2 separate regions of the Homo sapiens genome follow, and region 1 is linked to region 2. A link is a contact called in ENCODE Hi-C or POLR2A ChIA-PET data. All regions are on one chromosome and are shown on one strand. Each heading gives the region's core, a stretch centred on a gene start or an enhancer-like site at or near the end of the contact. The rest is flanking DNA. Distances are from core to core; before and after follow the strand shown.

Region 1 (3,672 bases), core at 454-2,953, 330 kb before region 2:
GCAGGAAGATTGCTTGAGGTTAGGAGTTCAAGACCAGCATAGGCAACAGAGCAAGACCCCATCTCTCCAAAAACTTAAAAAATTAGCCAGGCATGGTGGCACACTTCCATAGTCCTCACAACTCAGGAGGCTGAGGCAGGAGGATGGCTTGAGCTTATGAGTTCAAGGTTACAGTGAGCTATGAACACATCACTGCACTCTAACCTGAGTGACAGATCAAGAACCTGTCTCTAGGAAACAACAACAACAACAACAACAACAAAAGGCAACACAGGAGTTTTGTTCCTTTAAAATACTGCATCTGAAAAAAATCTAAAATTCCTTTAAACTCGTAATTAAAACTAACTTTTTATTATGATCCTCACAGAAGCAGATAATGTTCTGACTTCTGCCCATCGTGGAAAACACACTAAACTAGGATTCAGACAGGCCATTTGTGTAGCCAGCTGGGAAAAATCAGAACCCTGAAATAAATAACAACTGTTTAACTCAGCTTTAGTTATTACTTTTGAGCAGATCAAATACATGAGCTCAAGGATCATCCTCAAAGTAAGTCATAGTTCAGAGTTTTTTCAACACTGATTACAAAACCTCATTTTTGAAACTACGTAACTTCTTTGAAAGATAACAGATTTTTCTTAACTTACGACATTATACACTGTGCCGCATATAAAGAAACTTTAAGATTCAAAATACACTCATTTCTAAGGCTATCCTCTGGAACTGGTTAATACAGAAAGCAAGCAGAATACACTGATTAATAATTCCTTAAACATGCACGTACAGCACCTTAAAATGAGGAGCACAATTTACAACCCTGTGTTGGAAAGTATTTGTGTGCTTAATATTCTGTTCTCTCAGGCAACTAATTTTCTCCCCATTTATTACAGGTAGATGTTGCATTCTTGGGTAATCCCTGTTGAAAGTATTCAAAATGTGTAGAAAAGCATGCCCAAGAAAGATAATAAATATTCATGGTATACTGTTTCATAAATAAGCATCTCAGACTGACTCAGGTCTATCACTGAAAAACAAGAGATTATAACCCAGGGCAGAGAAAATCTGAAAGTCTGGGATTCTAGTCCTGGCTTAGTTATGTGATTTGGAGCAAGTCACTCAACTCTGTGGCTGTTTTCATCTCCTTAAAATGGCATGACTTCGTAGAGATGTTTGAAATGTAAATAATGTTGTATATAAAAATTATTTTTAATCATAGGTAGAAAGGCAGACTATTAGGAAACAAGTTATATAGAAAAAATGTGGGAACACCTTGGCCACCTGACCTTTGGAGGTTTTCACTAATAGGCCATGATCATGGGACCAATCACTGCATGAGTCATAGAGCTTGACACAAACAAAAAATTACGTCCACAGATTTCTCTCAAACCCAACCAAGTATGTTAAAAATATATGCCACGGGTCACTATGGTGACAATGCACATGACAACAAAATCTAACCTCATCACTAGAACAATTCAGTGGTACGATTTTATATTCAACAGACATTACATTTTCTATACTTCTACGGGTGCAGCCCACAGGGAAGGGAAGTGCAGCCTGGGAAGTCCCTGTAAGCACACACACTGCTGCATGAGAGCCAGGGGTGACTCAGAGGCATGCTGGGCCAGCTTCAGCACTCTCCCATCCCATCATCTCCACTCCTGTAAGCACACACACTGCTGCATGAGAACCAGAGGCAACTAAGAGGCATGCTGGGCCGGCTTCAGCACTCTCCCACACTACTGCATGAGAACCAGGGGTGGAACATCCCTGTGAGCACACACACACTGCTGCGTGAGAACCAGAGGCGACTCACAGGTCTGCTGGGCTGGTTTCAGCACTTTCCCGTCCCATCATCTACACCTGCTCTCCCTCTACCATATTCCTGATTATGAACAATTGATATGTTCTCAGTCTTAAAGTGCCATGTAAACTTAGCTTCAAGTCCCCTTTTCCAACTAGATTCATGCCCACCCACCTCCCTTTGATAAAGAAATCTGGAGTTTCCATTGATAAGGACTATAATTTTAAAAGCAACCCGTCATTACACTTCGTATGGGAAACAGGGGCAATCGCACTTTGGGGGAAGGAGGTGCTGCCCCATTCAGCACCTATTTAAGACAGAAAATAAGCAGATGCATGAGTGGGAGTCCCTCTACAATGTGACCAGAGCAGGGAGCACTTCACCAAGAGCTTCTATGTATTTCAGAGTAAACGCACTCATTGGTATAAAAAAAAGAGCCCTTCTGTCAGCTAGGCCCCTGAATGAATGACAGACACTCCTGATAATATTTTCTAGAAAGCGTGGCTTCTCTCCAGCAGCTCCAGGCCATCACTTATTTCTCATTTTGACAAAGTAGCATCCAACTTCAGGCACGACTGTATATATAACTCCACATGCAGCTGAGCCATCATAAACACGCCAAGTATAAAGGCATGTCAAAAAGACATTTTACTTCCCCAAAGCATGGCCCCAAGAAGCCATTATTATAATAGAGTATGAATTTCTGCTGCAGGTTATTAGCCTATAATACTAACAATAAAGTCCTGCTTAGGACATAAAGGCTTACACTGGGACATGAAGTAGTAAGACACAATCCACTGACTATTTTAAATTTGCTGTACACCTAAACCATCTTCTCCATTATACCAATCTGTGTGTGTGTGTGTGTGTGTGTGTGTATACACACGTCCTCTTTCAGTAGAACATAAACTCTGAAGATGAGGTAAAATACAATACAGCTGCTGCTGCTGATGAGCTGTCTGAGTTTCTGCAGACAATCTGCAAAAAAATGGAAGTTCTCAAGGCCCAGTTGCTGGTGTCTCTTTTGAGGCCCCAAAACTTGGTTGATTTATCTTATTGGCACTCTGCATGAATCAAGAGTAGGCTCAAAGGCAAGCCTTATCTCCTGCGAACACAATTCCATACAGGTCTCAACTCAATATTTAAATTTGTTTGGAACTGGCTACAAATTTGGAACTTCCTCAAATGATATTAAAAGCTCTACACAAAAGGTATGCAGAAGCAGTTACTGGTTTTTCAAGAACAAAGACAACTGCAAAAAAGCAACAGTTCTGTAAATGGAGCTGTAGTAAATGTTGAGACAGCAATAACAAGGTAACAAATAGAGCAGAGGATGACCTTTTTGTAAAAAATTGCTGCCTCAATATTTCACTATTTAAAAAAAAGATTCCCACAACATGATCTTCTGAGAGAAAGAATCCACTGCTGTGTTTGAAAGAGGAGTTGGTTCTGGTGGTGAAAGGACTGGGAATGTCGATTAAGATATGCAAGACTATCTAACACAAAGTCCAACATTTGCTTCAGCAACACCCAGTCAGCTCCTGGAGGGTGAAGTCCTGCTCTCTAGCTGTATCCAGGGCTCTTTTCTTGTGGCATTTTAAAAAATGTAGCAGTAGTTGCGTCTGTGGCTTTCTCTGCTGCAGAGGTCCTCACCAACCACTCAGAGCTGGGTGATTTGGGGGCTTGTGATGCTGGTGTGGTTGGCTCCACTGCATCCATGTGAACTAGTAAGGTTACAACAGAGAGGAGCAAAACATCAAGGGGAGATAAATTAGAATAAGACAAATTAGAATGAGAGATACTTAGAAAAAAAATTTTCTTAATCCTTATACTTCATGTCCTAGTAACCCAAGTGGCCACGTAAGGTA
Region 2 (3,523 bases), core at 221-2,720:
TATATCCAGATGTAATCTTGTAAAAGGACCATTTTCTGGACTTTAAACAGTGCCTAGTGTGTTATTTGTGTCCAACTCATACTCAGACACAAAATATGTCAGCCCTTCTGCAGATCTCAAACAAAAATAACTTCACACCTTCCTAAATGCAAAATTTATGGTAGGACCTTAGATACTGATGTTTTATATAAGATTAGTTTTCACTTCAAACAATAAAATAAAATAATTTAGGAGAACTTACTGCCTAGGAGACTGCCACTTGCCTAGATAAAATCGCTTCTCCCTTTCTTCTTAATATTACTACTCTGACTTTGTTTGGGTCATAATGTTTGCCCAGCTAAAGAAAATACATTTCTAAACCTCTCTTTTACCTAGGGATAACACATGCCATATGTTCTGGACAATGAGATGGAAACAGAAGTTTCTGGGTGCAGTTTTTGGGAAAGCTCTTTAAATGGGCAGACTCGGCTGGTGCACACCTTATGCCCTTTCATGTTCCCTGTTCTTCTTCCCACCTACAGCATGGAATCTAGCAAGAGGTGGATAGGCATAGGGTAAAAGTTATTTGCTAAGGATTGCAGAGAATAAAGACAGAAGGAGCATGGGTTTCTGATGGCACCATGAAGTCTGCAAGAGCCTATCTCTAGATTTCTAACTATGTGGGAAAAAAACCCTTTTAACTTAATTAAACTATTGGTGGTAGAGAGGGTTCTGTTATAAGCAGCCAAACGGAATCTTAACTGATACTAGAAATAATTCTCAATCTACCACAGATTCAAGCTTGCCTAAGCCTCAATACAACAACAGAAGGCAGACACTCTTTCCAAATACAGTAAAAGGCCTCTAGGTTGCGACTTGTGGTTTGGTGATTATACTGTAATACACTGAACGGATAATGAAATGATTATAATTGCATGCCATCTGAAACTCCAAAGAGTCGGTAATGTAGACAAGTCCCCAGGTGTTTCACCAAAGCCAAGGCTAAGTGGGATGGGATTAAAGCAATCAAACCTGATAAGAAGAAACCCAGGAACACACTCAGACAATGTTAAAAGCAGACATATAAATGGTTGTGTGTAAACTAGCAGCAGAAATCAGCCTCTCCAGGCACCCTGAGAGTCCTGTACTGGCCCCAATCCTACAGCCCCACCAACTGAACTGCTCCATCATGTGAATTGTTCTGTCCTGATATTCATTCATAAAAGGACAGAAGAATTAGATGAAGTTCTCTCTAATAATTTGTAAGAAACATGAGGTTTCGATATACAATATTAACAACACAGGCATAGGAGCTGCACCATCATTAGTCAATGTCCTGGGAATGAGAGAGCTGTGTAAGCACTGGCCTCCACTCAAGACCTAGTCAACATACACTCAGCATATACATGACTCTTGTTTCTTTGCTGGGTGTGGGAAACAGCCATACTACAGCAAGAAGACTCAGAGAAAAACCACAGTTTGAGGGTTGGCTTGGCCCCAGGCAAAAGACTGGAAAGGCCCTCCTTCTCCCACAACAGAAGGGTGCTCATGGGTGGGAAGGAAAAATTTCTGATAGACAGAACACAGACTGCAACTTGGAAGGTTCCAGGGAAGCAAGATCTGGGCTCTCTTACTAGAAAGATAATACTGTTTAGAGATTAAATTCTGGGAGGACTTTTTTCTTTTTTTAATTCCTTCCAGAAAAACACTCCTTTTAGCCTTCACTCAGGCTTCCTGGTGATGGAGCAGAGCTGGATGCCTCTTTGTAGTGAAATAATTCTGTAAATTCATTTTTTGAGAATGAAGGGGGATAAAGTAGGCAAACGCTACTCTCTATTTGAGTAGGTTAATGTCTCTTTGTGACCCTTGTACTCTAATTTAAGACAAGCAAACATTTCTATGCAGTATTCTCCCCACATTAGATTGTGTCCCAATTTGGATAAAATTCCCATGACATATGCAAAGACATTTCTTGTCCGTTTCCCTCTGGAAGCTAAACTATTGAGAAGGTACATTTTCTTGAGCATGTAAGTTACTAATCACTCACCTTCCTAGAATCAGGCCAAGACTGTTCAGAGCAAAGAACACATCCAGACTTTTATGCAACCCTGTGATGCTGTAAAAACCTTGCAGCCAAGGTGAGAGTGAGAGTAACTGTTTCTATTTTGGCAAAAGTAAGCTTCCAAAAGGCCTTTGTCTCACACTGTATGGAGTTCTTGGCTGTCTTCCATTCACAGTGTTTGTCGGCTGGGACAAGACTGGGTGCTGAGCAAGAGAAACAGTACAACTTTTCTGGTGCTGCTATAAAGCACTGGGCAGTACTACGACTCCAATAGGAATGGGACAGCAATCCAGAAGTTGCTCCTCTTCATATAGAGAGACCAAGCACACAAATACCTGAGACAGGATATGGAGCTGTCAAAGGTGTCGGAAGCCTTCCAACATATCCTCTCATTTCTAAAACCAATTACGAAGCTCCCCCTCCTTCAGTGAGTAGGAAAGGAGGTTCTTACTACCTCAAATGACCTACTCTAAAGGATACAAAGACAGATGCTTACCTGGACAGAAAAATTTCGAAACTATTGTTCACTAACCAATTGAGATCAGTGTGATTCTTCAGAGAGTCCCTAAATTAACTGTACTTGCCAACATTTAAGAAGCAATGAAGATAATTACAACTAGATATTCACATATACTCAAAACTGAGCTTGGACTAGTGTGTGACCTGACCAGCACAGTGTAGCTATGACACAGCTGGCTAAGACTAGGGCTGCAGTTCATGACCACAAAAGCCAGTGAAACCACCTTGCCCTAAGACATCACATGGGTGACCTTCCCTTATTAGCAGCCACACCTTCATCTAGCCACAAAACCAATCAGACACTGGTTGACGTTCTGATGCAAATTCAGACTCAGATGACCATAGACTCTGCTTTGCTTTACATTTCTTTCATATCTCCTTCAATGCCCAGCACTGTTTGATCACACACACATACATAAAAAGGTTGGCAGACTGATGTTTTTCTTTTTGAAACAAATTTCTTTAATAAATGTTCATTCAAAATGATTTATAATTCTGCTCTCAGAGATAACCTGTTAACATTTAGATGTTTTTCTATGCATATACAAACTTATTTTCTATATGTATGTATGCATGTATTTCTGTGTGCTGACAAAACACGGAATCACATGACACCTGATGTTTTGGAGCCTGTTTTTATTTCATTCAAATACCTATTCTGAGCATTTTTCCCTATCTATAAACGTAGACCTAGACTGCTGTTTTTAATGGCATTTTTTCTACTATGGTTTATTATACTTCACCAATCATCAATGCTATAAATTGACACACTGAGATACATCTATATTTGAAGCTATGGAAATATGTAAATATGTTCACAATATATTTTTTTCTTTTTTTTTTTTGAGATGGAGTCTCACTCTGTTGCCAGGCTGGAGTGCAGTGGCACGATCTCGGCTCACTGCAACCTCCGACTCCAAGCAATTCTCCTGCCTCAGCCTCCCAAGTAGGTGGGATTACAGG

What was found. A loop is a pair of places that touch in the nucleus more often than their neighbours do. ChIA-PET counts read pairs that join two places held with the same protein, here RNA polymerase II (POLR2A). Pooled maps may share reads with other maps.
Region 1: a pooled map shows a loop between it and region 2 (4-fold over the local background). The contact joins two enhancer-like sites. A Hi-C loop is called at or near these places in 2 of 50 pooled maps. POLR2A ChIA-PET finds 5 or more read pairs at or near these places in 2 of 52 experiments (PC-9 and activated T-cell).

The regions. Positions count from the first base shown.
Region 1 is chr14:76,201,547-76,205,218 of GRCh38, reverse strand. GPATCH2L (G-patch domain containing 2 like) reads right to left here. Exons shown (of 10, transcript NM_017926.4): 10 at 1-3,528. The coding sequence ends at 3,368. Among named protein-coding and RNA genes, the nearest start is that of GPATCH2L, 51 kb to the right of the region's middle. RefSeq lists an enhancer at 1,496-1,925. Within about 2 kb of position 1,703, at least 6 of the 41 ENCODE cell types and tissues checked have a DNase peak (open chromatin) inside an H3K27ac peak, as active enhancers do; they include PC-9, where a contact is called at or near this core.
Region 2 is chr14:75,875,423-75,878,945 of GRCh38, reverse strand. All of the region lies in intron 29 of TTLL5 (tubulin tyrosine ligase like 5), which reads right to left. Among named protein-coding and RNA genes, the nearest start is that of TGFB3, 100 kb to the left of the region's middle. RefSeq lists a silencer at 2,840-2,929. Within about 2 kb of position 1,470, at least 10 of the 41 ENCODE cell types and tissues checked have a DNase peak (open chromatin) inside an H3K27ac peak, as active enhancers do; they include PC-9, where a contact is called at or near this core.